5 separate regions of the Homo sapiens genome follow, and all the other regions are linked to region 4. Evidence: chromatin loops called from intact Hi-C (ENCODE). Cell type or tissue: CD4-positive, alpha-beta T cell. All regions are shown on one strand. Links, peaks and the distances in the headings refer to the core of each region. The heading gives the core; the rest is flanking DNA. Region 1 holds the start of LINC00630 (long intergenic non-protein coding RNA 630). Region 2 holds the start of TMSB15A (thymosin beta 15A). Region 3 holds the start of GPRASP3 (G protein-coupled receptor associated sorting protein family member 3). Region 4 holds the start of GPRASP1 (G protein-coupled receptor associated sorting protein 1). Region 5 holds the start of ARMCX5 (armadillo repeat containing X-linked 5).

Evidence for each region. Peaks named below come from ENCODE experiments on the same cell type or tissue, not always from the same donor. Only the 100,000 strongest peaks of a DNase experiment are listed, where the experiment ranks them.
Region 1: a loop joins it to region 4, with 3 times the contacts of the local background. A loop is called at or near these places in 13 of 110 quality-filtered maps.
Region 2: it touches region 4 in a loop (3-fold over the local background); 8 of 110 quality-filtered maps call a loop at or near these places.
Region 3: it touches region 4 in a loop (2.9-fold over the local background); 35 of 110 quality-filtered maps call a loop at or near these places.
Region 5: a loop joins it to region 4, with 10 times the contacts of the local background. A loop is called at or near these places in 25 of 110 quality-filtered maps.

Annotation. Positions count from the first base shown.
Region 1 is chrX:102,766,745-102,772,654 of GRCh38, forward strand. The region is part of intron 8 of ARMCX5-GPRASP2 (ARMCX5-GPRASP2 readthrough); the gene reads left to right. It overlaps LINC00630 (long intergenic non-protein coding RNA 630), which reads left to right and starts at 2,409. Exons shown (of 12, transcript NR_146589.1): 1 at 2,409-2,597. In CD4-positive, alpha-beta T cell, for the core only: no CTCF peak of the experiment used is centred there; a DNase peak (open chromatin) is centred at 2,387; H3K4me3 peaks cover 1,161 bases; H3K27ac peaks cover 356 bases.
Region 2 is chrX:102,513,389-102,519,298 of GRCh38, forward strand. TMSB15A (thymosin beta 15A) reads right to left here and starts at 3,351. Exons shown (of 3, transcript NM_021992.3): 1 at 3,278-3,351; 2 at 1,676-1,792; 3 at 294-736. The coding sequence starts at 1,775. The coding sequence ends at 699. In CD4-positive, alpha-beta T cell, for the core only: no CTCF peak of the experiment used is centred there; a DNase peak (open chromatin) is centred at 3,383; H3K4me3 peaks cover 779 bases; H3K27me3 peaks cover 494 bases.
Region 3 is chrX:102,717,649-102,723,558 of GRCh38, forward strand. It overlaps ARMCX5-GPRASP2 (ARMCX5-GPRASP2 readthrough), which reads left to right. Exons shown (of 19, transcript NR_146584.3): 7 at 2,886-3,173; 8 at 3,309-3,443. It overlaps GPRASP3 (G protein-coupled receptor associated sorting protein family member 3), which reads left to right and starts at 3,095. Exons shown (of 4, transcript NM_001142524.2): 1 at 3,095-3,177; 2 at 3,309-3,443. GPRASP2 (G protein-coupled receptor associated sorting protein 2) reads left to right here. Exons shown (of 5, transcript NM_001004051.4): 5 at 1-85. RefSeq lists an enhancer at 2,902-2,961. In CD4-positive, alpha-beta T cell, for the core only: no CTCF peak of the experiment used is centred there; a DNase peak (open chromatin) is centred at 3,043; H3K4me3 peaks cover 1,099 bases.
Region 4 is chrX:102,649,541-102,655,450 of GRCh38, forward strand. The region is part of intron 4 of ARMCX5-GPRASP2 (ARMCX5-GPRASP2 readthrough); the gene reads left to right. GPRASP1 (G protein-coupled receptor associated sorting protein 1) reads left to right here and starts at 1,943. Exons shown (of 6, transcript NM_001184727.2): 1 at 1,943-2,055; 2 at 2,147-2,193; 3 at 2,635-2,725; 4 at 3,291-3,358; 5 at 3,681-3,758; 6 at 4,040-5,910. The coding sequence starts at 4,374. In CD4-positive, alpha-beta T cell, for the core only: a CTCF peak has its summit at 3,033; DNase peaks (open chromatin) are centred at 1,821, 2,441 and 3,011; H3K4me3 peaks cover 2,202 bases; H3K27ac peaks cover 1,367 bases.
Region 5 is chrX:102,596,119-102,602,028 of GRCh38, forward strand. ARMCX5 (armadillo repeat containing X-linked 5) reads left to right here and starts at 3,397. Exons shown (of 4, transcript NM_001168478.2): 1 at 3,397-3,729; 2 at 4,802-4,914; 3 at 5,346-5,391; 4 at 5,762-5,910. It overlaps ARMCX5-GPRASP2 (ARMCX5-GPRASP2 readthrough), which reads left to right and starts at 3,397. Exons shown (of 19, transcript NR_146584.3): 1 at 3,397-3,729; 2 at 5,346-5,391; 3 at 5,762-5,859. RefSeq lists enhancers at 3,443-4,214, 3,647-3,696. In CD4-positive, alpha-beta T cell, for the core only: no CTCF peak of the experiment used is centred there; a DNase peak (open chromatin) is centred at 3,393; H3K4me3 peaks cover 2,023 bases; H3K27ac peaks cover 2,425 bases.

The DNA of each region.
Region 1 (5,910 bases), core at 495-5,494, 120 kb after region 4:
AGCCTTAACTGAGCTCCCAGCAGACGCCAACACCAGTCATCATTCATGTGAGTGAGCTCTCTCAGATGTCCCAGATGAGTGGAACCTCCAGATGACTGCAGCCCCAGGTGACAGACATCATATAGAGCAGAAAACATCCAGCTGGGCCCAGTTAACACACAAAATACTGAGAGAAAATAAATGGCTATTAATTAAGGGTGCTTGTTAAGAAGGAACGGATATCTAAAACATTATGGTTTTGGTGAACTTTTCCTCATTTTCTGTGTTGTGTTATCATTGGGTAAGAAAGGAATTTTCTTATCCTTGAAGGCTTAGTGAAACTTGGTTATAATTGTATCATCTGAGTGTTGGCTTACATGTGGGTACAGATTTCTGAACATGTCATCAATTCCTTCTTGAAGGGATTCCCAAGGGCAATTTACATGATATCTATTTTTCATGCTAGTCTTAAAATTTGAAACCTAACTCCTTAAGAAGAATTCCCACTGCAATCATGTGAATTAAGATACTGAGAGGGCATTGCTACAAACCATTCTATGAGGAAACCTGAGAGGTTGTCTTAGTGAGTATTCATTCTGAACAATTTTAGAAGTGTTTCTCAAAGAAAGTGTCCTGAAACACTTTCTCCTGCTATAGTGATAACCCTTGGCAAGGAAGTAACTTTCCTTGGGCACACATAGACAGGGCTCCTTTAGGAGACAGCAGATAGATATACATTGCAGTCCTTGGTCTTTATGACTGTCCCAATGCAGCACTGCTGGGTGGATAAGTCAATTCTAGAACTTACTCATAGTAAGCCCACGTGACAGCAAATCTAAGTCACATTCTCCAATATCACCTTATAAGAGATAAAGTCAATATATGTTTCTCCTTATTCTTTTCCTATGTTTCTCAGTTGGTTTAGAGCTCAGACTAGAAGCAGAAGAGTATTTTGGGGGCCCCTTAAAGAATTAAGCATTGTGAATCAAGAACTATAGGAATAATTGTAGAGTCAGTGAGACACAGTTAGAGGAGTAAACCTGTGGGCCTATTTTAAGTCCCATCCCTGAAGGCAAAGCTGAACAAGTGCCTCCTGAAGGGCAGCTTACTACCAAGAAGTTGAAGGGAGAGGGCTTGGGCAGAGTATCATGTGTCTCCTTCCAGATTCTCCAATCGGATAAGTCATTCCTGCCGTAGAGAGGAGTGAGTGTGTAGAGGCTACATGTATTTTTGTCATGGATGTATTTTCCACATGGAAAAACATACCAGGAATGAAGGATAAGAATTTCCTTAAGGCAGGGCTGGGTGCGGTGGCTCACGCCTGTAATCCCAGCACTTTGGGAGGCCGAGGCGGGTGGATCACGAGGTCAGGAGATCGAGGCCAGCTTGACTAACATGGTGAAACCCTGTCTCTACTAAAAATATAAAAATTAGCTGGGTGTGGTGGTAAGCGCCTGTAATCCCAGCTACTCGGGAGGCTGAGGCAGGAGAATCGCTTGAACCTGGGAGGCAGAGGTTGCAGTGAGCTGAGATTGCGCCGTGCACTCCAACCTGGGCGATAGAGCGAGACTCCGTCTCAAAAAAAAAAAAAAAAAAAAAAATTTCCTTAAGGCAAACTACTGTGTGTTTTAATTGACTGGATTCCTGCCTACTAAATGATTATATTATTCTAGTCCGGCCTCCCTGAAATAACTGTATTATTACTCAAATGACAGTTTTTGTGTTTCTAGATCATTCAGTCACTTGATTATAAACAATCTGTTTTCTGCCACAGAAAACCAACTGCCTAGTATAGTGTGTGAGTTGTACATGTTCCTCCTCAGAGGGCTAGCTCATCTCCCAGAGTCCTAGGACACCTCTCTGGGCTTCTGTGTACTGATGATACTCCTCTAAGGTCACTTTTTTTTTTTTTTTTTTTTGAGAATCTCGGCTCACTGCAAGCTCCGCCTCCCGGGTTCACACCGTTCTACTGCCTCAGTCTCCTGAGTAGCTGGGACTACAGGCGCTCGCCACCACGCCCGGCTAATTTTTTGTATTTTTAGTAGAGATGGGGTTTCACCGTGTTAGTCAGGATGGTGTCGATCTTCTGACCTCGTGATCCTCCCGCCTCGCCCTCCCAAAGTACTGGGATTACAGGCATGAGCCACCGCGCCCGGCCCCCTTAGGTCACTTTTAAAGCAAAATTCCTGACAACATGGACTTCCTTTCCTCTACCATAATGAGTAGAGAGTCTTGAAAATTGCCCGGATCCCAGCCTCTAATTGGTATGTTTTCTCAGGGAGTTATCTGAAGAATGAAGGTGTTTTGCTTTAAGGGATAGGCTGGGGATGGAGGAGCGGGTTGTGCATAGTCATTTTCAGGTGTGGAAGACAAGCCAGTGCTACGCGGTTGCCATAGTAACCTGACGTCATATTAGCGACGGTGACGACTTTTTATTGAGACCAATTTGGCCTGGGGAGAACCGCCTTCAGGCGTTTGGACTCAGTGGAGGTTGTGAGTGCCCAGCAGTGTGGCCTGAATCTCCGTGGGGTTTAGGGAGACGAAAGGACCCCAGATCGACGTCCCCTCGTTCCCACTTTGGGGATCGGCGCTCTGGCTGTTTCGTGAAGGAGAGAGAGGTGGGTCTCTTCTGGCCCCAGTGAGTGTGGTGTCCTGCTCCAGGGTGTCCCGGGGCTACTTTCCCTGTAAAGGCGGGACGCGGGAGGATGAGACAGGTAAAGACCCTCTCTGAGCCCAGTTTCCCACTCTGTAAAATGGAAATAAAAATGCTCACCCACAGGATTGCTGAAACCTTCAGTGATAACATAGGTGCAAGACGATAGCCCTGTGGTTATTGCAGGATCAGGAATGCCTGTATGAAGTCAGGCCTCTTCTTGTTCTGTTTCAAACTTTCTTACAGTATAGACAAGGGAGAAACTTTATGTTTAACATGCATTTATGATAAGTTTATATATATATTTCTGACTGCATAAATAATAACCAGTGATTCCCATCAACACTATCAAATGAATGTTGAAATATAAAGTTAGTTAGAAGGCCTTCCTACCAATTTGAGATTATAATATGCATTCTCCCATATCTGTTGTATAATAAATTTGTTTATGAACTATAACTTATAAAGTGTCAATTAAAAAGTCATATGATGTTTTGATATATTTTATACATTGTAGAATGGCTGAATCAAGCTAATAAACCTATGCATTACCTAATGTACTTTTTTTTGTGGTGAACACTTAAAATCTACCCTTTTAGCAGTTTTCAAGTGTACAATATATTTTTATTAACCATGGTCACTATGATGTACAATAGATCCCTTGAATTTATCCCTCCTCTCTAACTGAAATTTTGTATCCATTGACCAACATCTCCCCAAACCCCTCCCCAGCCTCTGTCTGGTAATTACTGTTCTACTCTCTGCTTCTATGAGTTCAACTTATTTAGATTCCATATACAAGTGAGATTACGTGGTATTTGTCTTGCTGTGCCTGGCTTATTTCACTTAATGTCCTCCAGGTTCATCCATGTTGTCACAAATGACAGGATTTCCTTCTTTTTTCAAAAAGCTGAATAGTACGCCATTGTGTGCATGTATGACATTTTCTTTATTCATCTGTTGGTGGATACTTAGGTTGATTCCATACCCTGGCTATTGTGAATAATGCTGCAGTGAACATGGGAGTACATACATCTGTTTGAGGTACTAATTTCATTTCCTTTGGATATATACTCAGAAGGGGGACTGCTGGATCATTTGGTAATTCTATTTTTAGTTTTTTTCAGGAATGACCATACTGTTTCTGTAATATCTGTATAAATTTACATTCCCAGTATTGTACAAGGGTTCCATTTTTTTCCACATCCTTGTGAACACTTACCATCTTCTGTTTTTTTAAATAATGGCCATCCTAACAAGTGTGAGGTGATATCTTGTTATGGTTTTAATGTGCATTTCCCTGACAATTAGTGATATTGAGAATTTTTTCACATATCTGTTGGCCACTTGTATGTCTTACTTTGAAAAATGTATATTTTATTATATATGGACACATGATTATTGTACATATTTATGGGGGTACACTGTGATATTTCAATATATGTATACAATGTGTAGTGATAAAATCAGGGTAGTTAGCATATCCATCATCTCAAATCTTTATCATTTATATGTGCTGGTAACATTCAACATTTTCTCTTCTAGCTATTTGAAAAAATACATTAAATTATTGTTTGATAATTTAGTATAATGCTATAGAACACTAGAGATTATTCTTCCTATCCAGGGTCTGGAGTATGGGCTAGCCTTCAATGGATGTTAATCTAGTGTCTGGAGTACAGACATGTGCAAAGTGACCTTGGCTTAGGGGCCCGGATCCCAGCCTAGTTCCTCTAATTGGTATGTTTTCTCAGGGAGTTATCTGAAGAGTGAAGGTGTTTTGCTAGGTCTCTATGGCAGTGGCTCTGGTGTCTGAGGCATGGGCAGGCACAGTCAGGCACAGAGCTGGGGTCTGGAGTATGGGTATTTACAGAGTAGTTGTAGCTTGGGGGGGTCAGTGACACATGCAGCATTGGGACAGGTGGCACCTCTGGTCCCAGAGTGGTATAATAGCTGCTGCTTCTTGAGATGAGAAGTGTGTAGCCACTTCTCCCTCTCTGGGGTTCCTTGGGCAGGAATGGCTGTTGGTTATCTCAGTGGCGAAAGATGCCAGTGTCCTCTCCAGAGCAGACTGCTGGGGACCATGGTGATTCCTGCCACATGGCTAATAGCAATAGCCTTTGCCTTTCTTCTTTGCTCCTAGACATCTCCTGGCACCTCAAGTATACTGATCTCACCAGCAATATTTTCTGTGTGGATATTCCCCATTTTTTTTTCTACTGTGTTGCTGCAGATTCTTAAATGGGCCCCTGAGCCCTCCCATGAATACTTTAGTTTGTGGATAGCTGTCTACACTTGTTTTTTTGTGGCAGGGGGTGATGAAGGCTGATATCTCCTACTCTGCCCTCTTGGTCCTTCAGTATCTAGTTTGCCCTATTCTAATGATACCCTGCCATGTCCCCTAAAGGAACCGTATAGGCTTATATATCATTGTTATTATTTTCAAGGACATAACATTTTCAGTTCTGTTGTACCCAGCCTACCCATTCCTCCCACTGTCCTGTCTCCAGACAAATACAGCACTTTTGTCATTATAGATTAGATTTCATTTATTTAAAAATAATCATAGAGGTTTTTTTTTTATTTTTTTTTTTTAGGGATCTGGCTTCTTTCATTCACTCTATGTATTTTTAGATTTGTCCATTTTATTGCCTATTTCAATAGTTTTTTTTTTTTTATTACAGAGTAGCATTACAGTATAGGATATACTACAATTCGTTTTGTCCATTCACTTGCTAATGGATATTTGGGTTGTATTCAATTTAGGGGATCTTGTGTATGAGTCTTTACAGAGAAATGTGCTTTCTTTCTCTAGGGTAAATACTTAGGATTGCAGTGGCTGGAACATGTTATAGATGTAAGACTAACATTGTAAGAAACTGCCAAACTGTTTTCAAAGTGGTTGTACCATTTTTCATTGTCTCAGCAGAGCTTCATCCTCCACAACCTCGTCAGTGCTTGGTATGGTCAGTCTCTAACTTTAGTGATTCTCATGCGGCGATAAAACAAGACGACCCAATGGAGCTTAATTAGGCCACACACAAAAAACATTAACTATTTAAAGGAATAATATTTAATCTACTGGGCTAAAAATTTCAGTTGGGGTAACTTCAGAGCACCGTACAACCTCTGAATGATTAAAACCCGGACTAGACTAGTTATTCATAAAAGTGTGTTATAATTTATTGACCCAAGCAATTTGATCAATAGAACAAGTTACCCTAGGGATAACAGCATGATCATATCTTAGAGTTCATATCAACCATAGGGATTTACAA
Region 2 (5,910 bases), core at 455-5,454, 140 kb before region 4:
TGAGCAGATCACTTCAGACCTTGTATTTTCATTTCTTCATTCTGAGATAAGGGGTTAGTCCACATGACCTCCCTTCCCAAGGTTTTCTAACTCTGTGATTCCAACTCTAAAGAAATAGCACCTAGCATCCCCAAGTCAGGACTCACTAGACCTGGAGAGAAGTAAATATTTCCCACGTGAATAATCTGCTAAAACAGTTTTCCTTCAACCATTCTGTTTGGCTGAAAAGTATATCCTTGTGTACTTTTCGTTCCATAGAAGACCACCAAGAGTCAACCACAGGAGTCTCAAGATAATGATTATATTGGTTACTTTATTACTACATTAGAAATGCAAATAAACTGTGAAAAGCTGCAAAAGCATGCAACTTCATGAAGATTATGAAGCAATGGAAGCACCCATCATAGCAGGTTAAAACAGGCTTATCCAGTATAGGATGCAAGAACTACATACACAAAGGTCATCAATGGTGAGATTATTGACAGCATCTGCCATCTGGAACATATGCACCAATGGTAAGTTTAAAAATGAATTTAAGGAAACATTGGCTACCTCTGACTTCTTAGCCAGGGAACATAGGTGAGAAGATATCCGAAGACGCCTAAAATCTCTACAAACACATGGGTTTACAAAAAACAAGCCTAAAATCAAGACTCTCAGGTAATGTCGAAATCTGCTGTTGGGAGGCGATCCCCATTTTATGATGTTTGAACACACTCTTTCTCTTGCTGGATAGCTGGGAAGACAAACACAAAAATCATTAACCGTATGTACCTAAGATTAAGTTCAGTTTCTTTCAAAAGAGCTCCTTGCTAAGTCATCGAAGTCTGCATACATGCCTTAAATTTAGAATGCCAAGGCATTAACCACAAATCCTCACATTAGGGTGTGTGCATGTATGTGTGTGTGTTAACTACCTGAATATTCACTACAATCTATAACTGTGGAGGATTTTCTCCCATTTAAGAGATAGAGACATGCTGTTGCCATTTTTTCTTAGATGATTCAAGACTGAGATACGAAGCAATTTCTTCGGATTTATCTATCCATATACAACTAGGAAGTTATACCTTTTCAGACAATTTTGACTAACTTTGGAACTCTCAAAGCTAACAAGACAAAAAGTTCCCCTCAACTTTTGCAAAAACACTTGGAGTTTCTCCAGAAGGCTGTATTTCTGGAGGGCAAAACTGATCACTTATCCCTTGAGTCTGTGAGCCCTACGTGCACCCAAGATCTAAACTTGTTCATTGTCTTTATCTCATCATCAGGTAGAGAAGGCCAAAACTGCAAAGTTTGCATGGATCTTTAGGTATAAGACCACTGACCCAAACTGATGGATGCAGAAAAATGTCTAATAAGCATAAAGTGAACAAAACTAAGATTTTTCTAGTGCTAAATCCAATATTCCAAGATTGATTTTTAAGGTGGTTTTTAGTAATTTTCCAACAAGAAACTAGTTTTCCCCCCCATTCCTATTAAGACTTATGTGAGAACTACTTATATAACCCAAGTAGGAAGATGACTATTTGATGTTTTTAACTGTTACATTAAACACCATGGTACTCTAATTATTGCTTACTTTGTGGCAAAAATTTACTAGAAGATAGGTTTATTTACTGAACCTATTAACTTTCTCTACTGTGTGTTTCCACTAGAACCCCCCATGACTTACTTTCCTTTGAGGGAAGAGTATTTTTTTCTTCAGTATTAGTTTTCTTCAGTTTTGACCTGTCAAACTTCTCCACTTCCGACAAGTCTGGCTTATCACTCATCTTGACTAGAAGATAGCCTGAAAAGAATAAACATTTTTAAGAAAACTTACCTGGCAGAACTGTCTTCGGACTAAGGGGTCACAAGCAAAAATTTTCATATTTCATATCAATGTATATTCTACCCGCTCATTTTCAACAGAAAAACAGCAACAGATCTTAGAAAAGTTATATTTTTGTTAGAATAATTTTAACTCCACATCATTAGCCCATTTTGATATGCAGTAAATGCCGTTGGATCAGAACGCACCAGAAACCAAGATTCTCCAGAAACCCAGAGCCAATATGTCTGACTCTTAAAATCACAGCAAGGGTAAAATGGAGGTGATAGAAGCACAAGAGCAGACAGGGACAGAATAAAAAATAAAGACTGGCTTTAACCAGTTAATGATTTTGTAACAGGAGATAGCACTATTCGAGCATCTTCACTTTCTATTAAATTACTTTTGTTTTTTGGCATTTTTTTTTAGGAGACGGGGAGCAGCACAAAAAAAAAAAGAGTGGCATAAGTTGTACTAATTTCTTTCTATTTTAAATGCCCAAAGATGACAGTACATTAAGGCATTACAATACACGTCTCATAATAGCTCCTTGTGGCATTGGTGTATAAACGTTGTAAGAAGGGACAGCTAACTAGGATCAAACCCAGGACTTCAGCAGAATGGGATAAACCAAATAAAAGCGAGTCTTGTTTCACCATGTTTTCTCTGCAAAGAGAGAGGTAAAGAGATGAGGCTTAGAGGTGCATGGCTGTGGACCTGACGAAATGCCTGGTGCCCTGTAAGCGTCCCGAGTTTGTCCAGAAGAGACAATAGGATATCCCAGAAATCGGAGGGCAGAGTTCTCATTCGCAAGCCCAGCCCCACCCTCGTGCAGTAAGATACTATGTCTAGTGCTTGGGGTAGAATGGAGAGGCCCCCAAGCAGCCAGAAGTGCCGAACATGCCTCCATTCCGTCGAGTTTACCCTAAGACCCTCCTCTGCCAAGCCATTAGACGCCAAGCTCAGAGCTGGAAAACTGGAACTAACAAATAAATAATAGCAGGGCCGGGTGCGTAGGCCAGTCTGTCAAGAGCAGTTTGCATACTTTTAAAAATAACTATTAGCTTTTTCTGGCGCCCAGCCTAACGGCCACGGGAGGAGAAGGAATGAGGACCAAGCCCCAGGGGGCCCATTCCGGGCGGCCTCCAAACTCCTCATCCTCTAAGCCTCCGACCTGCAGCTACTGCGGACAGGTCCCTTTAAGGGTCCGCGCTCCCCGCCTCCCAACCCCGGGGCCTTGTTTCCAGGGACCGGCCCCCAGGAGGGCTCGGCATCGAGCGCAGAAGGCGGCCCCCTGGAAGACAAAGGCGCGGACTCGCTCGCCCGGGCGGCGGTGCAGACGCGAAGCGCCAGCCCCAACCTCGGCTCCTCTGGCTCCCGAAGGCGCGGCATCCCCCGCCTCGCAACCCTGACGCCTTCCCATCCCCATGGTCCTCTGGCTCCTGCGAGGCCGCAGGTCCTCACCTGAAAGCTTGAAGACTCGTGAAAGGCTGTTCGCGGGGCTGAGACCCAGACTCGCTCCGGACCAGGTTAGCGTTCCCGCGCAGAGCCCTGCAGTGCTAAGCCACCCAGCAGGCCCCGCCCCAGCCCTCTCTGATTGGCCAAAGGTTTCCGGGCTCGCCACCCCCCCCCCCCCACCCCGCCCTTCCCCTCCTCCGCTTGAGTGTACAGAGCCCGCGTCCACCCTCTCCTCTAGGATCGGGGCTTGGTGAAGTCAGAGCCGACCCCGCCTCCCCAGGCCCCACCTCCCAGGCCTCTTCCACTGCTTTAGTCCTGAGGGTCCACATACCCTTCATCCTGACTACACTCACTCTTTCACAATAACAGAGGCCTCTGCAATAAGCAGACACATCTCGCCCAGTGAGCTTAGAACATCTGGAACTCCGAGGTCCAAGCTGAATGACCGGTATTTAGGCTCTTTCGGCTTTTTATAGCCATTGGGGCCCAAGGATGCTGTGATAACCTAACAGTAGGTTGGAAGTGGGGCTCGGTGTTGTCTGCTCTAATCCTTGGCCAGGTCGTGGAGTAGGGGTGCTCATAGTGAGGGTGGGTGGTTCAGGGCCATTCACCCCTACAACTGGACATTTCTGTGACAGTAGTGCTCTCCTATGAAATGTAAAAGTCACATTCGCAGCTTTCTCGGCCACTGAACACGATAGCAGTTTATAATAATCACAGAACAACTGAGGCTATTCACCTTTATATCCCTAATCCCTAGCACTTTGGCCCACAAGACACATTGGTTGTGGAGATGTCTATAGATTGAAGTAATAAATACGTGATGGGTGGAAGTTTTGGACAATAGCACCACCCAGTGTCTGTTGGAAGAGAAAATTGAGGATTCGGTATTTACTTGAAAGGACTAAACGTTCAAGATCATTTTCTGGATACTCACCCAGAACCTTAGAGCATTAAGGTAAGATGGAGGTAGAACTATGTCTTTAGCTTGCACCCCATGTGTGGTGGTATAGATCTATATAGATCGAAAGTCACTCTTTCCACAAGGATTTCTCAAGGCTTCCCCAGCTTACTTCATTCCCTTTTCTTTGCTTTTGTAGCACGTTGTGTTAATTTGAGAATTGTGTATGTTTGTTGGAGAAACTTTTAAAACAGAAAGATATGCTCATTCAACAAGTAATATTCATTGAGTACCTACAGTGTTCCTGGCATTAAATATAATAAACACCAGTGTTTTCACTACACAGATTTCAATGTTGTTAACATTTAGGTATACTTACTTTGTCTTTCTTTTAAGGACTAAAAGCGTTACAGAAAAAATTGAGGTTTCCTTGACCTTCACTTCATTTCCATTCCCCCTCCCACTTGCCCAGGGGTAGTCCTATCCTGAATGTGATGTGTAGCTTTCAGCGTATTTTTCTGTCATTACAGATTAATGTGATTTCTGTTTCCAGGAGCAAAATGAAGCATTGTTTGAACAAGTGATCCAAGGCTAAGACCACACCCCTTACTTCACTTGGGGTTGACAGGAAGCTCCAGACAACCACCCCTCCATAGCCCAAACCTCAAAATCCTGCCACCCTGGTCTGCCTTGAATCATTAGAACTTATCTAATGATGACATTTATCTCCATTTGTGCGAGTCACCCCAAGACACCCTTCAACTCCTATATTCTAACTGCCATAAGGTTGTGTCCACATCCGCTCTTTAGTTCACTTTTCTCACCGCTCCTCTACTAATAAAACACAATACACCCTCGGTAATTCCTCCATATTTTAAGCCTCTTCTCTGAATTTCCCCTTCCATGAGGATTCCAGATCCCCTGAAGCCCACTCATGAGGAGCAGATGATTTTTCACTCCTACCACCACTGTACCACAGATCCTAAAGCTTATGTAAGGGACTTTGCTGCTTCTCATTGCTGTCTTTAGATAGCAATTCCCCTCCTACCCCCCTAAAAACTTCCAGCTTTTGACAACTTATGTCATTGACTAGCCTTTGTTGTTGACATATAACAAATTTCAACTATTCCCGGCCGGGCGCGGTGGCTCACGCCTGTAATCCCAGCACTGTGGGAGGCCGAGGGGGGCGGATCACAAGGTCAGGAGATCGAGACCATCCTGGCTAACACGGTGAAACCCCGTCTGTACTAAAAATACAAAAAAAATTAGCTGGGCGTGGTGGTGGGAGCCTGTAGTCCCAGCTACTCGGGAGGCTAAGGCAGGAGAATGGCGTGAACCCGGGAGGCGGAGCTTGCAGTGAGCGGAGATAGCACCACTGCACTCCAGCCTGGGTGACAGAGTGAGACTCTGTCTCAAAAAATAAAAAATAAAAAATAAAAATTCAACTATTCCCCACTCATTTTTCAAAAATTTTAGCTCCTACAACACAGTCATTCTCAAAGGTAGTTGTCCTGCTTTAATTCTTGGTAAATTCAAGAATGATAATTCTGACAAACTGGCGTTTTCAGTTCCTTGAACATTTCTCCCCCATAACATCGTCCTCAACTCCACCTCAGTTACTCACACAGCCATAGTCTAGCCCTTGTCACTATAATTATGGGAAACCCTCCATAATCTCAATTTTAAACATCCCTCTTTCTGACCATAACCTCCTCTCTTTTCAGCTAACTCATTTTGC
Region 3 (5,910 bases), core at 294-5,293, 68 kb after region 4:
TAAGCTACCCTGCTATTCGTTGTTTAAATATATGGTTCTCTATTTGAGTCTGTGTTTTCAATAAAGTTCTATGTTAAAATTGGCATAAGTGACCCTTCTTCAGTTTAAGAACCATGTACAGATAAATCGTGTGCACTTACAAACATAGGTAATTATTAGTATGACAAACATGCGCTTATTAGAAAATTCTGTTCTTGAGTTAAGAAGGGAGAGATTATTGTGGGCCCTGATACTTGAGGAATGTTTCCGAGAAGAGGGACCCACTTAAATTGGTCAGGATAGAACAAATTGGTCAGGATAGGAGAGCAAGACAACTTGCCCGCCTGCTTGCCCAATTATGAGCCTTCCCAACAAGCAACCTAAAATTAATACTTCTTATAGGACCCATTTAAATTACCATCTTAGCCCTGGGATTTGCCTAAGGGTAGGATAAGACAAATCATTAGGTTGCTCTTGGAAGTGGGCAGTGGTGGTTTGAAGAAAAGTGTGTAATTGAATAATCTGTTCTAGTAGCATGGATGAACCCAGTCTGCTTGAAACAAGTAAAAGGAGTTTGATGAGAAATGCAGTTAGAAAGTTGGGAAGAGGCCAATTTGGGGAACAGAATAAGCCAAATCTGCATATTTAACAATTCAAAGTACAGGTGTTACTTCAATGCCACCTAAAGGCTGAAAGAGTAGGATAGCACAATTAAATGGAGTGGGGAATATGATTTCCTTTATATTCCTAGACAAAGGAAAGTGTTAAGGAAATACCATGCAGCCGTTGGAATGATTATGTATGGATAGGTTTATTGACACAAAAGGACATTAATTATTTTATATTTGGTGAAACAGAGAATGTGACATCATGTATGGAAAATTAGATTCCATTTTTAAAACATCTGTAAATGTACACAATTCCTATGCAATTTCAATATGAATTTCTAAACACAGTCTGGAATAAAATATATACCTTGTTAAAAAATGCTTAGAGACAGGCGTTGGGGAGATACAAACATTAATAAGACAAATTAAAAAATTAATATGCTTACATTTTGTGCCTTGAGTTATAGATGAGCATGCCGGAAAGGACAGAATTATATAAATGAATAAACTATAAGTGTTAAAAAATGATTAGAGATAATATCATTTAGAAAAGTTGTAAATGAATGAGCTATCAGAAAGACTAGCTTTTTATAAAACGTTTTCAAGATAAAAATTAAAATTGGCCAGGCACAGTGGCTCACACCTGTAATCCCAGCCCTTTGGGAGGCCGAAGCGGAAGGATTGCTTGAGCTCAAGAGTTCAAGGCCAGCCTGGGCAACATATTGATGCCTTGTCTCTACTAAAAATAAAAAAAATTAGCCCAGCATGGTGGCACGCACTTGTCCTAGCTACTCAGGAGGCTGAGGTAGGAGAATCACTTGAGCCTAGGAAGTTGAGGCTGCAGTCAGTCATAGTCACACCACTGCACTCCAGCATGGGTGATGTGAGTGAGACCTTGTCTCAAAAAAAATAAAATAAAATAAAATAATCAAGGGTGGGCCAGGCGCGGTGGCTCACGCTTGTAATCCCAGCACTTTGGGAGGCTGAGGTGGGTGGATCACTTGAGGTCAGGAGTTCGAGACCAGCCTGGCCAACATAGCGAAATGCTGTCTCTAGTAAAAATACAAAAACTTAGCCAGGCATGGTGGTGTGCGCCTGTAATCCCAGCTACTGGGGAGGCTGAGGCAGGAGAGTCGCTTGAGCCTGGGGGGCAGAAGTTGCAGTCAGCTGAGGTCGCACCACTGCACTACAGCCTGGGTGACAGAGCAGAACTCCGTCTCAAAAAAAAAAAAAATTACCAAGGGTGTTAAGTTTAATATTAGTCTGTTCATGGTACAAAAATGGCACCTTTTTCACATAATTATTACCGTAAAAAACATAACATTTCCTTTTGAGGTGACAACAAAGTTCTGGAGCTAGATAGTGGTGATGGTTGTACAACATTGATAATGTACTGGGTTGTATACTTTAAAATGGTTAAAATGTTAAATTTTATGTTATGTGTATTTTGCCACGATAATTTAAAAAATGACCACACAATACCTTCAGTCAGGAGAATTGGAAGACAGGGCTATATGTTGGTTTGGAGAGGAAATTCAGACGTACGAGAAATATCCAATGTTTTATTATTTTTAGACATAACATTTATTTGTCTGAGAATGTTCTAAATTTTCAAAGGTAAAATTACAATTCATGTAAATGTAAAAAGAATATGTGAAAGATTTTTCAACACAATCAACAACTGCTAGGATTAAGAAAACAGTTGAAGGGTATATGTGTATATACAATATACACAATATGAAGATATAAACAAAACATTGAATTTCATAAACACATAGGAAATTAATAAATGTTAGAATAACACTGCCAGGTTAAATATAAAACGGGTTAATATCTTACAGGGCAATAAATTGTAACATTTAAGGTTTTCTATTGCACTGGACATAAATCATTTACATATTTATTGAATAAAATATCTACATGTTAACATCAGTGTCTACAGAGTTGAAAAATAGGTAAATCAATAGACATCCTGCACTGCCCTGAAATGACATCCAGTAACTGAAGGTGACTTTATCTAAGTTTGGTATAATTTTTCTGACAGTGCAACATGCTTTTTTTCCCCACCTGATCCTAGTTTGGTAAGGTAATATGGAAGTGGCAGTTTTGCCTCCCATCGCAAGCCATAAGTTTTAACAGGGATTATCCTGGTGGTGCAAATTGGAGTTTGAATGTTTGTTTTGCTTACCAGCATTTTTCAAGACAGATCTGTGTGTGTTTTAGTATGTCGCTTGAGTCGTATACAAAATATTAAAAATCACTTCATTTCCCAAATCCTCATCGAATGTTCCTCGCCAGCCGAGTGGTCCTCCAGAGCAAAGGCCAGCCTTCCTTCCAGCTGTCTGGCCAAGGAGCTTCAGGATCTTCTAGCAAGCACCCCAGAGGCAGAAGACTGTCATCCATGGTACAGGACTGCGGCGAACAAGCTGACTGCGCAGTCACGTGGGGCTGACGGTGGGTCATGTGACCAGGCTCTGCATTAGGCCTGCCGAGAGGAGTGTTTTCTTGCATCCAGAAAAGACCTGAGAGGCGGACGACACCTGTGCTCCGCAGAGCAGAACGTGGGAGGAACGGCGGGATGTTAAGGTAGGTAGGTGTCTTTCCATGCTGCATCAGCCTGAAAACTAATTTCTCAGGCGACTGGAACTACAGCATTTGTTGGTAAAGGAAACAATCCGTCAGCCAACCGGGAGCGTCTTAGCCCGTCTGTCTTTTGTCCAGGAGCTCAAGAAGCAGAGAGTCTACCTGCCCGACGCGTTCGTGGAGAGGAGCAGCGGTTGCTGTTGGAGGAGGTGGGTGCAAGGACGGCAGATGGCATCCCTGAGAGGTGGTGACTGAGACTAGATGCGGGTGCAGGTAATGCCTCAGATCCGCCTGCTCCCTCCTGCCTTTTGAACACCCTTGACCCCTCATCCCAAGGCTCCCAGCCCAGTGCCCTGTGTTTGTATGTGTGGGTGGGGGAGGTGGGCATATGGATGGAGTTGGCTTCAGGGGAGCCCAGAGCGGGGAAATGGTGAAGTGACAATTCGTGAACACCTGTGGTGCTGGATCAGGAAAGGCAGGGGTGGGGATGGGAACCGTGAGCTATGCGTCCGCACTCATTCTACTCTCTGTCTTCTTACTGGCAGTATTCAGGCAGTGGGGATGGCTGATACCAGCTCAAAACTGGCGGAGGGTGGAGGAGGGCAGAAGAGAACACATACATCTGCCTTTTGCTCCAAGGCTCCAGCTGGCTGGGGATGCAAGAGAGGAATGAACCTCAATCCCGGCAGTTCTAGGAAAAGGAGGAGGAGACATAGACTCGAGGGGAGGAAACCTAGATGCTGTGGGCCCTTCACCTAGGATTTCTCATTAGGATACTCCAAGCTTCTCGACCCCCAAGGGGATTCCTGGATCTCAGCCCCATGCAGCAGGATCTCATTCCCATTGAGGGACACAAAGTGGGTTGCTACTCCGTGTGAGCTCTCTCTCCCTGCTGTCTTGGGCCTCAGAGGAGGGTCTTTCTGGGGACCACCTACAGAAACTGCTTCATGGATAGTCTCCTAAGTTTCCCTCTGCATACCCTTTGCTCTCTTGTGTTGTGATCTCTGCTCATTCCTTAGGATGTGTTTCTTTGGTCCCATCCTAGGTAGCAGCCCCATGGTAAGTCCTTGTCCTCTTTCACATCGAGTATCCTCCTTTCCCCCTACCCCATGCACCCACTGGGTACCAAGTGAAAGAAAATGGTTCCTCTACCCACAATACTTCTGGCACAGAATGTGTGGATTTTTCACACCAAGCAATTCTCTTATTCTTTGAGGACATCAGCTAGGTATTCTACAATTTAATTCAATTCTGATACTACCCAGAGTTAGTGCAGACCTCTCTGGTTAAGGGCTCATTCCCATAAGACTGCCCTCCCTCACTTCAGACAACAGTCACAAGTAATGGATCTCCATGTCACCCACACTTCTGTCTGACTTAGCTACTAGTTGGAAGTTCCCACAACCCCCTCCTCAGGTTCAATAATTTGCTATAAGGGCCCACAGAACTCAGGGAAACACTACTTCCTATTACTGGTTCATTATAAAGGATATAAATCAAAAGCCAGATGAAGAGGTACATATGGCAAGGTCCAGAAGGGTCCCAAATGCAGAAGCTGCCATCCATGTGGATTTGGGGTACACCACCTTCCCAGAATATGAATGAGTTCACCAACCTGGAACCTCTCAGACATTTGGGATTTTTATAGAGGTTTCATTACATAGGCGTGATTGATGAAATCATTGACCATTGGTGATTAGCTCAATCTTCAGCCCCTCTCTTCTCCTTGGAGGTCAAGGGGTGAGGCTGAAAGTTCCAACCCTCTAATCATGCCTTGGTCTTTCTGGTGACCATCCATATCTTGAAGCTATCTAGTGCACCCACCAGTCATCTCGGAACATAAAAAAAGACACCTATCACTCCAGAGATTCCAAGGGTCTTAGTGTCAAGAACTTGAGACTAAAGCCACATGTAACAAAAGATGCTTCCGTTATCCCTATCAGGAAATAGCAAGGGTTCTAGGAGCTCTATGCCAGGAATATGGGACAAAGAATTATGGTTACCAAAGGCTGGAAAGGGTATTGGGGATGGGGTATAAAAAGGAGTTGGTTAATGGGTACAACAATACAGTTAGAAGGAATATGATCTAGTGTTCAGTAGCACAATAGGGTGCCTATAGTTAACAATAGTTATTATATATTTCAGTATAATTAGAAGAATAGATTTGGAATGTCCTCAGTGCAACAAAATGATAAATATTTAAGGTGATGTATATCTCAATTACATTACACATTCTATGCTTATATCAAAATATAATTTATACCCCATAAATATGTACAAATATTGCATATCCATGTGAATTAAAAATTTTAAAAAATTTTAAAAATAACTCATTTCAAATTTCAATCAAAATAAAAAAGATCAAATGCTGATTTCTTCATATATCACAATACATACAAAGTCAGTGTAAGAAAGTGTTGCTAGGAAGAAATGACTTTTTCTAATCCCACTCCTATCCTTATGTTTATACCAAGTTTATAGAGTTGAAACTATGTTGTTCTACTACTTTAAGCCCTCCTATTTAGACTTAAAAGCTAGGATAGATACAAGGTATGTGGGGCAAAATCATAGGTAGAGATTAGTCCCTAGGACTGCATCCTCGTCTCCTACCCTCTCCTATTATTTTCTTCTCTTTACTCTCCAGAATTCTGATAATATAAGTACTGGGGCCAGCATTCAGCTTATGGTTTTCTACTCAAGCTGTCTTGTCTCTTGTCTCTGTGTGTTTTTTCGAGTATGT
Region 4 (5,910 bases), core at 851-5,850:
TGGATCTTACAATGAGGTGATGCTGAGAGGCATGATCTGACTGGATCCTGCCATCCAGTGTCCACTTCTTAATTCAGCCCTGGTCCTAATTCAAAACACTTACATTCTCCCTCTGATTGCATGCTTGGTTCATCTGAGGATGCTCAGGTAACATGATCTGAGGGTCCCCGGCAACTGAAAGACAATGCACAACTTTGTTATATAAAAGTTAAACCAGATAGGTCTGGTGCTGCTACCCTGTAACCAGTTACCATACATGGAATGGCTTAAAATAATACCAATTTATTATTATCTTACAGTCCTGGAAGGTTGGAAATCTTCAAAGGGCTTCACCACACTAAAATCAAGATGTTGCCAGAGGAGCTATCCCTCTGGCATTTCTAGGGAAGAATCTGTTTCTTTGTCTTTTCCAGGTTCTGGAGACAGCCTGTATTTCTTGGATCTTGGCTTCCTTCCATCTTCAAAGCCAACGATGACCAGTGTAGACTTTCTATGCTGCTTCAATCTGACATGGAGTCCCTGCCTTCCACATCTAAAGTACCCTTGCAATTACATTGGCCAAGATAACCCAGAATAATCTTAAATTAAACTCAGCTGAATAGCAATCTTAATGATCCTTTGTCAGGTAATATAAAATGGTACATGTTCTGGAGAACAGGACATGGACATCTTTAGGGGACCGTTACCTGCCAAACACAATGAGGGTAGTGTCTAAATGAGTTTTCAAATGGACAACAGTAACAACATCAACTTGGTGTTTAACCACATTGCTCTGTCTGTCCCATGCAGGAAGCAGGGAAAGGAGGGGCTCAAGAGTAGAGGACGGATGTGGGGGTGAAAGAAGAGGATTCAAATGAGCCAGGTTGCTTTGTCTCGGGGAGGGGGGTGCACGGTGGGATCCTCTCCTGAGAATGACTGCTGAAACAATAGGTAGTTGTGGCAGGTGGCGGAGATCCAAGCTGGTTTGATACCAGCCACATTTCCACACTGCCAAATATCATGGCAAGAGAAGACTTGACAGGGAACCGAAGAGAAGCCAGGACCATCCCTACCTGGCGGCATCAAAGAGAGAGGACTGTTATGACCTCCTGCGGGTCCTGACAGGGAAAGGTCCTCTTTTGGGGGCAACTGTGGGGACGGTGCAATGCCAACGTGAGCCACCATTTGAAATGAGAAACAGCGGTGTGGCAGAAAGAAATGAGTCTGGTGCAGACCAGTGGTTGGTTTCCTAGGGTTAGAGGTCTAGGTCTACCTTCTTTTAGAAGAGGGGCAGTGGTGAGTCCTTGATGGGAGCCCCCTGCCCCGGAGTTCACTTAAGAGCAGGTGTACCTTCCTCCCCTGCGTGGCTCCACGAAGCTGGGAAAGAAACGCACAGGACGACCACCCTAGAACCCCGGGCCTGTCTGGACTGAAATCGCCTCTCCCCTCCCACACTGCAGTGCTGACACCCCCTCTCCCATTAACATCCAGGAAGGAGGGTGAGCAGACTAGGGAGGGGGAGAGGGCAAACACCCAGCAGTCCTTATAGGGGGGCGGTTGGGGCGGGGGTGCAGACACACCAAGGGACGGTTTGGTATCCATCCGCTGCTCCCTCCAGCGCGGCTCTTCGCGACCTCGCGATCCTGTCCTCCGCCCGGCCCCGCAGCCGCCCGCCGGTGCCATATATTATAGCAGCGCCAGAAATGTGGTGGTCGTCGCCACGTTAGGGTCCGCGGGGTCCTCCTGAGGCAGCCTGGTGCCAACCCGCAGGCCCCGGCTGGGGCTCGTCCTGGCCCCGCCCACCTCTGGGTCGGAACTATGGTGGTTCTGTGAGGGGGGGCGTCCTGCACTTTCGCGCCGTATCCCTCCGCCCCCCTTCCCGACACCCTCGCGGAGAGCGGTTCTTGCCGCATCCTGCGCAGCCCCTGCCCAGTTTGGTGCAGAGGCGTGGGGGGCGGGACTCGTCTTTGCCATTCGGATCGCTGGGAAAGCGGTGGGAATCCAACTGAAGAGCAGCCAGAGGAGAGCTGAAGAGAGGAGGGGGAGGCCGATGACCTGGGCTCTGGGCCTCTGAAGGCAAGTAGGGGTGCGTGAGGTGGGGGGCCGTGGTGTGGGGGTGGTCCGCCAGGGTGGACCGGCTGGCAACCTGCCCCCCGGACCCTGACAGCCTGGCAACGAGGAGACGATCCGTTCGGAGCCGGGCGCTAGAGAGAGGTGCGCAGTGCCCGAGATCCCTGGCTATGGGGAGGCGGTGACTGGTGCGGGCCAGGCCGGACCAAGGGCTGAGGGGCTGGCTCCAGAGGCACCGTCAGATCGTCTGGAGGAGAACCGCGCTGACCGCTTCCCAGCCAGCTTTGCAGGCGCCCGCGCGCAGCCCTCGACGGTTTCGGTACCGAGAGACGGCTGTGGGGGAGGCTCCTGCGGGAGAAATGGCCAAACGGGAGCCGTGTTGGGGGGCGCCCGGGAGGCAGTTGGGGGGCGCCTGGGGGGGCCCTCGTGGGCCAGCGTCCCAGCTCTGTGCCTAGCCCGTGGGAGGTGGGTCGCGTTCGCTGCTCCGGGCCCTGATTCCGGAAAGGGGCCTGTGGGGCCCCGTGTCCTGGGTGCTGTCCCTTCCCACAGACTCCAGGTTGATGTCAAAGTCTGTCTGCGCGGTAGGTCTGGCGTATTCTGACAGGACACAGTGAGCATCTGTAGAGGAGAGGCTTGAAATAAAGGAGGAGCACGAATATTCCCTGGATTTCTGGAGGTGTGTGGGGATGTGGGGTGGGTGCCAAACACTGGAGAACCGAATCGGGGTGGGGGACTGCGACCAGAGCAGGTCAGGCATCCAGGAGCACCTCTTAATCTTCCCCTCTCTAATGGTGTTCCAGGCGCTTCCCCCACCTTCCATCCCCATCTGCCTCCCCCACCGTCCTAAACTGGGGGCTTGAAAGGGTGAGCTTTGGAGGTAGGGGTGATGAGGGAGACATACTGACAAGTACCAATTCACGACCTGTTTTCTAGAATATGTGGCGCCCTTCCCCCATTTTCTGCTGCGCAGAGCAAGGGGATGTGGCGCACCTAGTGGTGAATCCTCAGAATTGGAGAAGGGAGTAATGAGAAGAGTATGACGTCAAGAGAAGGAGTTGTTATCTCTAGAACCTTGAAGCAGGGCCTAAACAAAACGAGAATATTCCACCAGCAAAACCCCGAATGTTGAAAGACAGATATCAATAATATGGGGATTCTTATCCTTAGCGTTGGTCTCTCTACCAAGGGCTTTACTGCCACCCCTCATTTCCTGTCTTACTTTTTCATCTGTTTGTCCATAGGCCTGCTTTAAGGCTGGCCAGTTCTGCAAGAAAGGCAAGGAGGAGGAGACTGGCTCACACCTCTGGAGGTTGGTGAGAAGGGGGAGGGGGCAATTCAGGGGACAGTTGGAGAAAGAGAGCATGGCAGGTGGCTTTGAGACCAGTGGGTGCAGACCCACTTCTACTCTGCTGGATTTGCACAGTGCCAGCATCCTTTTTATTTCTTGCAGGGGACATGAGATAGGTGTAGGTTGTGTTGTGACTCAGAAAGACCTGAGAGCAGGGACCAGGACACAGGAAACCATAGATACATTGAACCCTTGAATGGGAAGACAGATATTTGTCACAGGAGCCAGAGTGCTTGCCTATCTACCATTCTCCATTCTCTCCTGTATGTTTACTTGTCTGTAGGACCCCCTTCTGTCAGCTGTGGGGCTTGACACTACTTGAACAAGAAAAGGAGGGGGAAACTGCACCACATAAGTGAAGGTTGGTATGAGAGTGGGTATACTTTTGGGCGGGGTAGTGGAGACCAGCATGGGTCCGGGAGTGCTTAGGGTCCAATCTGGGGACTTCTTGGCCCCTCCCATTGCCGACACACTTTCCCACCATTGTTGGACCTGTTTAATAGGAGGCAGCCGGTCCAGAGAGACTTTCTCAAAGCCCAGCTGTCCCACCTAGCATTCAACATCAGTCTCACTGCATATGTCTCTGCATGGGATGACATAATTGGAAGAGACTCAAAGCCCCATTTCATTCTCTCTCCCTAGATCCACCTCCAGTGGCTGCTCTGCTGGTGGTGGGGTTGCTGCTGACAACCACCCTCAACGGGTCTGCACCCATCCAGGAAATCTCTGTCTTCCTCAAGCTTGGTTGTGCCTGTTCTACACTCTATCTGTATTATTGAATTACTGACTGAGACTGTGTTTGGGAAGGAGGCTGAGTGACTACTGGACTGGATATTGACTCTAACTCTTGTTTCCAAGCTTATATCCTCAATCACCTAAAGATCAGAGTGTGAAGAAACAAACCTGTGACAGATCTGTGGTTGAGGTTTAGACTGGGGGAGGAGTATAGTACTGGACTTTCTTTGTAACTTGTACCATGACTGGGGCAGAGATTGAGTCTGGTGCCCAGGTCAAGCCTGAAAAGAAGCCTGGGGAAGAGGTTGTAGGTGGGGCTGAGATAGAGAATGATGTCCCTCTGGTGGTCAGACCCAAGGTTAGGACCCAGGCCCAGATAATGCCTGGGGCAAGGCCCAAGAATAAGTCCAAGGTTATGCCTGGAGCAAGCACCAAAGTTGAGACAAGTGCAGTGGGTGGGGCACGCCCTAAGAGTAAGGCCAAGGCAATACCTGTTTCACGATTTAAGGAAGAAGCCCAGATGTGGGCTCAGCCCAGGTTTGGTGCTGAAAGATTGTCTAAGACAGAGAGAAACTCCCAGACCAATATCATAGCCTCTCCACTTGTCAGTACTGATTCTGTCTTGGTTGCTAAAACAAAGTACCTGTCTGAGGATAGAGAACTGGTTAATACAGACACTGAGAGCTTTCCTAGAAGGAAGGCCCATTACCAAGCAGGATTCCAGCCTTCTTTTAGGTCAAAGGAGGAGACCAATATGGGGTCCTGGTGCTGTCCTAGGCCTACATCCAAACAAGAAGCCTCTCCTAATTCTGATTTCAAATGGGTAGACAAATCTGTGAGTTCCTTGTTCTGGAGTGGAGATGAGGTCACTGCAAAATTTCATCCTGGGAATAGGGTAAAAGACAGTAACAGATCCATGCACATGGCCAATCAAGAGGCTAATACCATGTCTAGGTCCCAAACTAACCAGGAGCTCTATATTGCATCTAGTTCTGGTTCTGAGGATGAGTCTGTTAAGACACCCTGGTTCTGGGCCAGAGATAAAACCAATACCTGGTCTGGGCCCAGGGAAGATCCCAATAGCAGGTCCAGGTTTAGGTCTAAGAAAGAAGTCTATGTTGAATCAAGTTCTGGATCTGAGCATGAAGACCATTTGGAGTCCTGGTTTGGGGCTGGAAAGGAGGCCAAATTCAGGTCCAAAATGAGAGCTGGGAAGGAGGCCAATAACAGGGCCAGGCACAGGGCCAAGCGAGAAGCTTGCATTGATTTCATGCCTGGGTCTATAGATGTAATTAAAAAAGAGTCCTGTTTCTGGCCTGAAGAAAATGCTAATACCTTTTCAAGGCCCATGATCAAGAAAGAGGCCAGGGCCAGAGCAATGACAAAGGAAGAGGCCAAAACCAAGGCCCGAGCCAGGGCCAAGCAAGAAGCCAGGTCAGAGGAGGAAGCCCTCATTGGGACCTGGTTCTGGGCTACAGACGAGTCCAGCATGGCAGATGAAGCCAGCATAGAGTCCAGTCTACAAGTGGAGGATGAGTCCATAATTGGGAGTTGGTTCTGGACTGAAGAAGAGGCCAGTATGGGGACTGGGGCTAGCAGTAAATCCAGACCAAGGACTGATGGGGAGCGTATTGGTGATTCCTTATTTGGGGCTAGGGAAAAGACCAGTATGAAAACTGGGGCTGAGGCCACCTCTGAATCTATACTAGCAGCTGATGATGAACAGGTCATTATTGGTTCCTGGTTCTGGGCTGGTGAAGAGGTCAACCAAGAGGCTG
Region 5 (5,910 bases), core at 469-5,468, 54 kb before region 4:
CTGGAAATACTAAACATCCCAATATTTTTCTATCCCATCATGTGGACTTTCAATAGACTTTCAATGTCCTCACGTATATTGTTTGTATTTGCTCTTAAATAGCGAACTATACTACATTTTAAAATTAAAAAAACTATAAAATTTGAAATGTCTTATGTATAGAGATATATGTATATATACATATGGCTTTATATACATATAACTACATATCAATGTCTTTGGTATAGCTTTCTCCATATATAGCATACACAAGTTGTGCATAAATAGAATATAAATTATTTATAAGTGCATATATATATGCACACATATATACATACATACATACACACAAAAAAGGTGTAGGAAAATATTTATGATCTATATTGAAGACATGGGGTTAGTATGCTTGGCATACAAAGATCTCTTAACAAATAGAGAAATTGGCAAATAATAACAGAATGCACAAAGAACTATGTAAATATACAATAAATATTTGAAAATATGCTCAACCAAATGAAATGGCAAATAAAAATCCAGAGATATCATAATAAGGAAAAGAGGTAAGGTAATATATTACTCAGAGGGTAATCACGATTTTGCAAAGAAATGTATTTTACATGTTTATACATTGGAGTGTTTTGATATCTGAGAATACATTACAGAAAGAGAAACAATCTGAAGAATATGCACCAAGTGATTAATAGTGAATGGATAATTAAGTACCTAAAATTGCTACTAACAATTGCTAACATGTGTTGGATCTTTCAGCTCTCAAGCAATGCCGTGAGGTGTACTTAGAGAAAGCATTAAGTCACTTTTCTTTTTGGTAGAATGTAAGATTAGAAGTATGAGTATTCCTTTAACAATAAAAATCAACTTGAATCTCCAATGGGCTTTCTGGCTAAAAGTTGAAGGCCAAGTAAAAATCTTGGAGCAAGGGCATTTTTTTTTCTCCTTGCTTCAACTTACTGTTCATAGCGCCTGCCACCCAAAAAAGAGAAATGAAGCCTGGCGCTAATAATATACTTAGGTTATTCTCTGATATCCTCATTTTTTAAGGTGTATATAAGATACCTTTTCTGCTTTGGATCTTTCAAATGTCTGAAATGTTCCTAAGATAATTACATAAGTCATAAAACAGCAGTTATTATGAAAATGAATGATGATTTTAAAATTTTATCAGTTGATAGACATACTTTAGCAGTAAGATCATTACTCAAGGGGAACTACAAACCACTGCTCAAGGAAATCAAAGAGGAAACAAGCAGATAGAAAAACATTCCATGCTCATGGATAGGAAGAATCAATATCGTGAAAATGGCCATACTGCCCAAAGTAATTTATAGATTCAATGCTATTCCCATCAAACTACCATTGACATTTCTCACCGAATTAGAAGAAACTATTTTAAAATTCACGCAGAGCCAAAAAAGAGCTCGTATAGCCAAGACAATCCTAAGTAAAAAGAACAAAGCTGGAGGCATCACACTACCTGACTTCAAACTATACTACAAGGCTACAGTAACCTTGTAGAACAGCATGGTTCTGGTACAAAAACAGACACATAGACCAGTCGAACAGAATAGAGAACTCAGAAATAAGACTGCACATATACAGCTATTTGATCTTCGACAAACCTGACAAAAACAAGCAATGGGGAAAGGATTACCTATTTAATAAATGGTGCTGGGAAAACTGGCTAGCCATATGTAGAAAACTGAAACTTGACCCCTTGCTTACACCTTATACAAAATTTAACTCAAGATGGATTAAAGACTTAAATGTCAAACTCAAAACTATAAAAACCCTGGAAGAAAATTTAGGCAATACCATTCAGGACACAGGCACAGGCAAATTGCCAAAAGCAATTGCAACAAAAGCAAAATTTGACAAATGGGATCTAATTAAACTAAAGAGCTTCTGCACAGAAAAAGAAACTATCATCCGAGTGAACAGGTAACCTACAGAAGAGAAAATTTTTGCAGTCTATCTATCTGACAAAGGTCTAATATCCAGAATCTACAAGGAACTTACATTTACGAGAAAAAAACAAACAACCCCATTAAAAAGTGGGCAAAGGACATGAACAGACACTTCTCAAAAGAAGACATTTATGTGGCCAACAAACACATGGAAAAAAGCTCAACATCACTGATCATTAGAGAAATGCAAATCAAAATCACAATGAGATACCATCTCACACCAGTCATAACGGCAATTAATACAAAGTTAAGAAACAAGAGATGCTGGCAAAGTTGCAGAGAAATGGGAACGCTTTTACATTGGTGGGAATGTAAATTAGTTCAACCATTGTGGAAGACGGTGTGGCAATTCCTCAAATATCTAGAACCAGAAATACCATTTGACCCAGCAATCCCATTACTGGGTATATACCCAAAGGAATATAAATCATTCTATTACAAAGATACACGCACACGTATATTCATTGCCGCACTATTCACAATAGCAAAGACGTGGCATCAACCCAAATGCCCATCAGTGATAACATTAAGAAAATGTGGTGCATATACACCATGAAATACCATGCAGCCATAATAAAGAATGAGATCATGTCCTTTGTAGGGACATGGATCGAGCTGGAAGCCATTATCCTCAGCAAACTAATGCAGCAACAGAAAACAAATACTGCATGTTCTCCCTTATAAGTGGAAGCTGAACAATGAGAACACATGTACACAGGGAGGGGAAAAACACGCACTGGGACCTGTCAGGGGTTGTGGGGGGCGGTGAGGGAAAGCCTTAGGAAAAATAGCTAATGCATGCCAGGCTTAATACCTAGGTCATAGGTTGATTGGTGCAGCAAGCCACCACGGCACACGTTTGCCTATTTAACAAACACGCACATCCTGCACATGTATCCTAGAACTTAAAAAAAAAAAAAAGAAAATGAAAATTAAGGGCTGGGAGGGAGGACTCGAAGGAACACAAAGTTTGTGGAATCGATTAGTATGTATCCTCCTATCTCAGTCTTGACTCTCTTTGCTGACTTTCCTACCCTGGGCCCCACCCCGAGACCGCCCATTTCAGTGGGCCTCTGTGTTTGGAGAACGAACTTCGAAAGACTGGAACACTTCCGCCTGTCAGGCCAGAAGAGATTTCCTGACACCACAGCTGGAAACCCATGTGCATTTCAGTTCAGGAAAGAATGGTAGGCTTGGTGGGGGGAGCTCCCGCAAAAGGGGAACTAATACAGAAACACTCTGGTATTTGTCTGCCTCTCTTGTTCCAGCGCCGTTTTCCCTATATCCGGAATTCGTCCCTGCGCATTCCAATACCTGAAGCGGCCACAGGGTACAGGACAGGGAGCCCTCCGACAGAAAAGAGTCGCGGCGCTAAACAAAGCCTGATATCACTCCGCTTCCATAAGCCGGATCCCCATAAACTACGCTCTAGCTCCTCCCACTGCCGTTGTGGGTAACGCGGACGTGGAAGAACCTCGTCTGCGGAGGAAAAGGTAGATGTTAAATGGTAACTACGCGCGAGGTTCTGAGGAGCCCTGGGAACAGGAAGGAGAAAAGAATACCAAAAGTGACAACAGTTTGCCAATCGCAGTCTTTAATCTGATAAAGCGGTTATCTCGTCTTGAGTCCCAGGTGCCGAGTCAATCCCCATACACAGCCGCCGCCATTGCCTCGAGTCCTTGTGTCTGACTGTCTGTTCCTGCTGCTGTATGACACAGCACCTCGAGGCAAGGAAATAAGAAAACTGCCTCTGATCCAAGCAGAGAAGGTCAGTGAGAAGGTGCGCATCGCTTGGGGGTGGATGTGGGTATCAGAGGTGAACACTGGATACGCGACCTGGTCATGGGAGGCGGGCGGTGAGAAGGAGAGAGAGATGGGTAATTGGAATGGCACACAACAATTAAAAAAAAATGATCTACCTTTTGCTAGCTTGATTTCCATACACTCGGTTCACCTCAGACCATGCTTGGGAAGAAAAAGGTTGCAGCTTCTAGCAGGGAAAAGGCAGACTAGATGAGGAAGAGAGGGCTACTTCCACAGGCGAGGACAGTTGTCTGGGGAGCCCTGAGAGGGAGAGAATGTAAAAAGAGGTTGTAAATGTTTGATAATCAAGGCTCTGGATTTGAAAAGGGTCTCATGTCTTGGTTACTGGTCTGACCATTAATAACCACGTCTCTCTCTCTGTCTTTTCATTTGTTCTTTGGGTGTGTATCACGCGTTTTTATGTGTAAATCTGTTCCTAAGTTTGCAGCACTCCATGTTTCTGTAAAGATCTGTAGGGGACAGCAGACCTCAAGGGGAGAGGAGAAGGAAAAGAAAATTGGCCTGGTTTGTACAGAGTGGGCAGTACTTGGGAGGCAGTACTTGGAGGTGGTAGATGGCTAAGATTAGAGTAGGCAGGAGTGTAAGGGAGCCTCCAGAACTCTCTGCCAGCTTTCCTAACATGTCCTCCCTTACCCGCATTATGTTGCAGAAAATGATAGGCTTTGGGAGAGAGGAAGGAAACATAGGAACCCAGATGAAATATGGAAATAAATACTTTTCATTTTTTCCCCAGCCTCCGTGGTTTGTCTAGGCATTTCGTCCCTACTAACACCACTACTACTACCTTGTAGGGATGTTTGAGTTGTCTCTGTATAGGAATTGTCAGACTTTGAGAATAGAGCAGAGGGGCTTGGAGATTTAGGAGTGGGAGAAAAAGGGGAGATAGAAAATGTTTGCCAAACAGGTACTTATATCCAGAAAGAAACTGTGCCCTAGGTGCTGGTCTCTACCAAAAACAGCCTCAACTGTCTCCTGTGTCTTCATTTATTGGTCTCTGTTTTTGTGAATCCCTGTAGGTAGATCTGTCCCCAGGTCTGTGGAACTGTCAGTTGTGAAGTTTTGTAAAATGGTCACCCAACTTAAAACTAGGAAATTACGAAGAAGAGAAAATTGCCCTGTATCTGTTAAGGTTGGTGTAAAGGTACAGGGACAGGGGGGCAACTTCGACTAGAGAATTCCATCTCTTCTGTTTTGTCATTTTACCAATTATTCCCATCTGCCCCACCCCCTGCTGCTGCTGATTTAGTTGGGAGTCTTGGTAAGTTGTGGGGGTACAGAATGCTAAGCTGCCTTTCCCACTCTCCACTGCTTGTCCTGCTCTCACGCTTGAACCTAGTCTAATCTGAACGAGGGACATTCTAGGGCAATCACTGAAGAGGAAGATGGTGGGCAATAGGAAGGAGGAGGAGGAGTAGCCCTGAAACAAAGCAGTGGGGGAGAGGGGATAGGAGGAGGGAAACACTAGACAAAATCTGGAAAGGCAAGAATAAGGGCAAGGGACCAAGGTCTGTCACCAGGAGATCAGTTTCCACATTCTCCTGTTTGTTTATTTGTCCATAGGTCTGCCTGTAGATCTGCTGTAGGGCTTGTCACCATTGGAAGCAAGGTAAGGAGGAGAAAGTTACTCCAGATCAGTGCAGGTTGGTATGAGTGTGGGGATTGCCTGGGTAGACCTGTAGGATGGAGTAGTGGAGAGCTGCTTGGCTCCAGCAGGGGTCAAGAACCACTAAAGGGATTCCTCAGCTTCTCATCCAGTTTTCCTACTCCTTATGCTCCTGTTTGGTGACTGGAAAGAAGGCTGATGGCACTTGGAAGTGTAGGGAGTGGGTGAAATGAAGGGAGAGAGAGTTTGCTAATTATCTACCTCTCTCACCTAGCACTGAATCACCATATTCTCCTGTCTCCCTGTGCTGATCAGCATGAGGAGAAAAAAGTTGGAAGAGACTCAAAGCCCCATTTCCTTCCTCCACCCCTAGGTCCTACTTCAGTGGCAGATCTGGTGGCCTTGGAGTGGCTGAAGACCACCACCCTCCACAGGGCTGGGCCCATGCACAGCCATCCTTCCCTACCTTGAGTGAGCTTCCTCTGCATGTTTTCTATATCACTGGCAGAGCCTGTAGTTGGA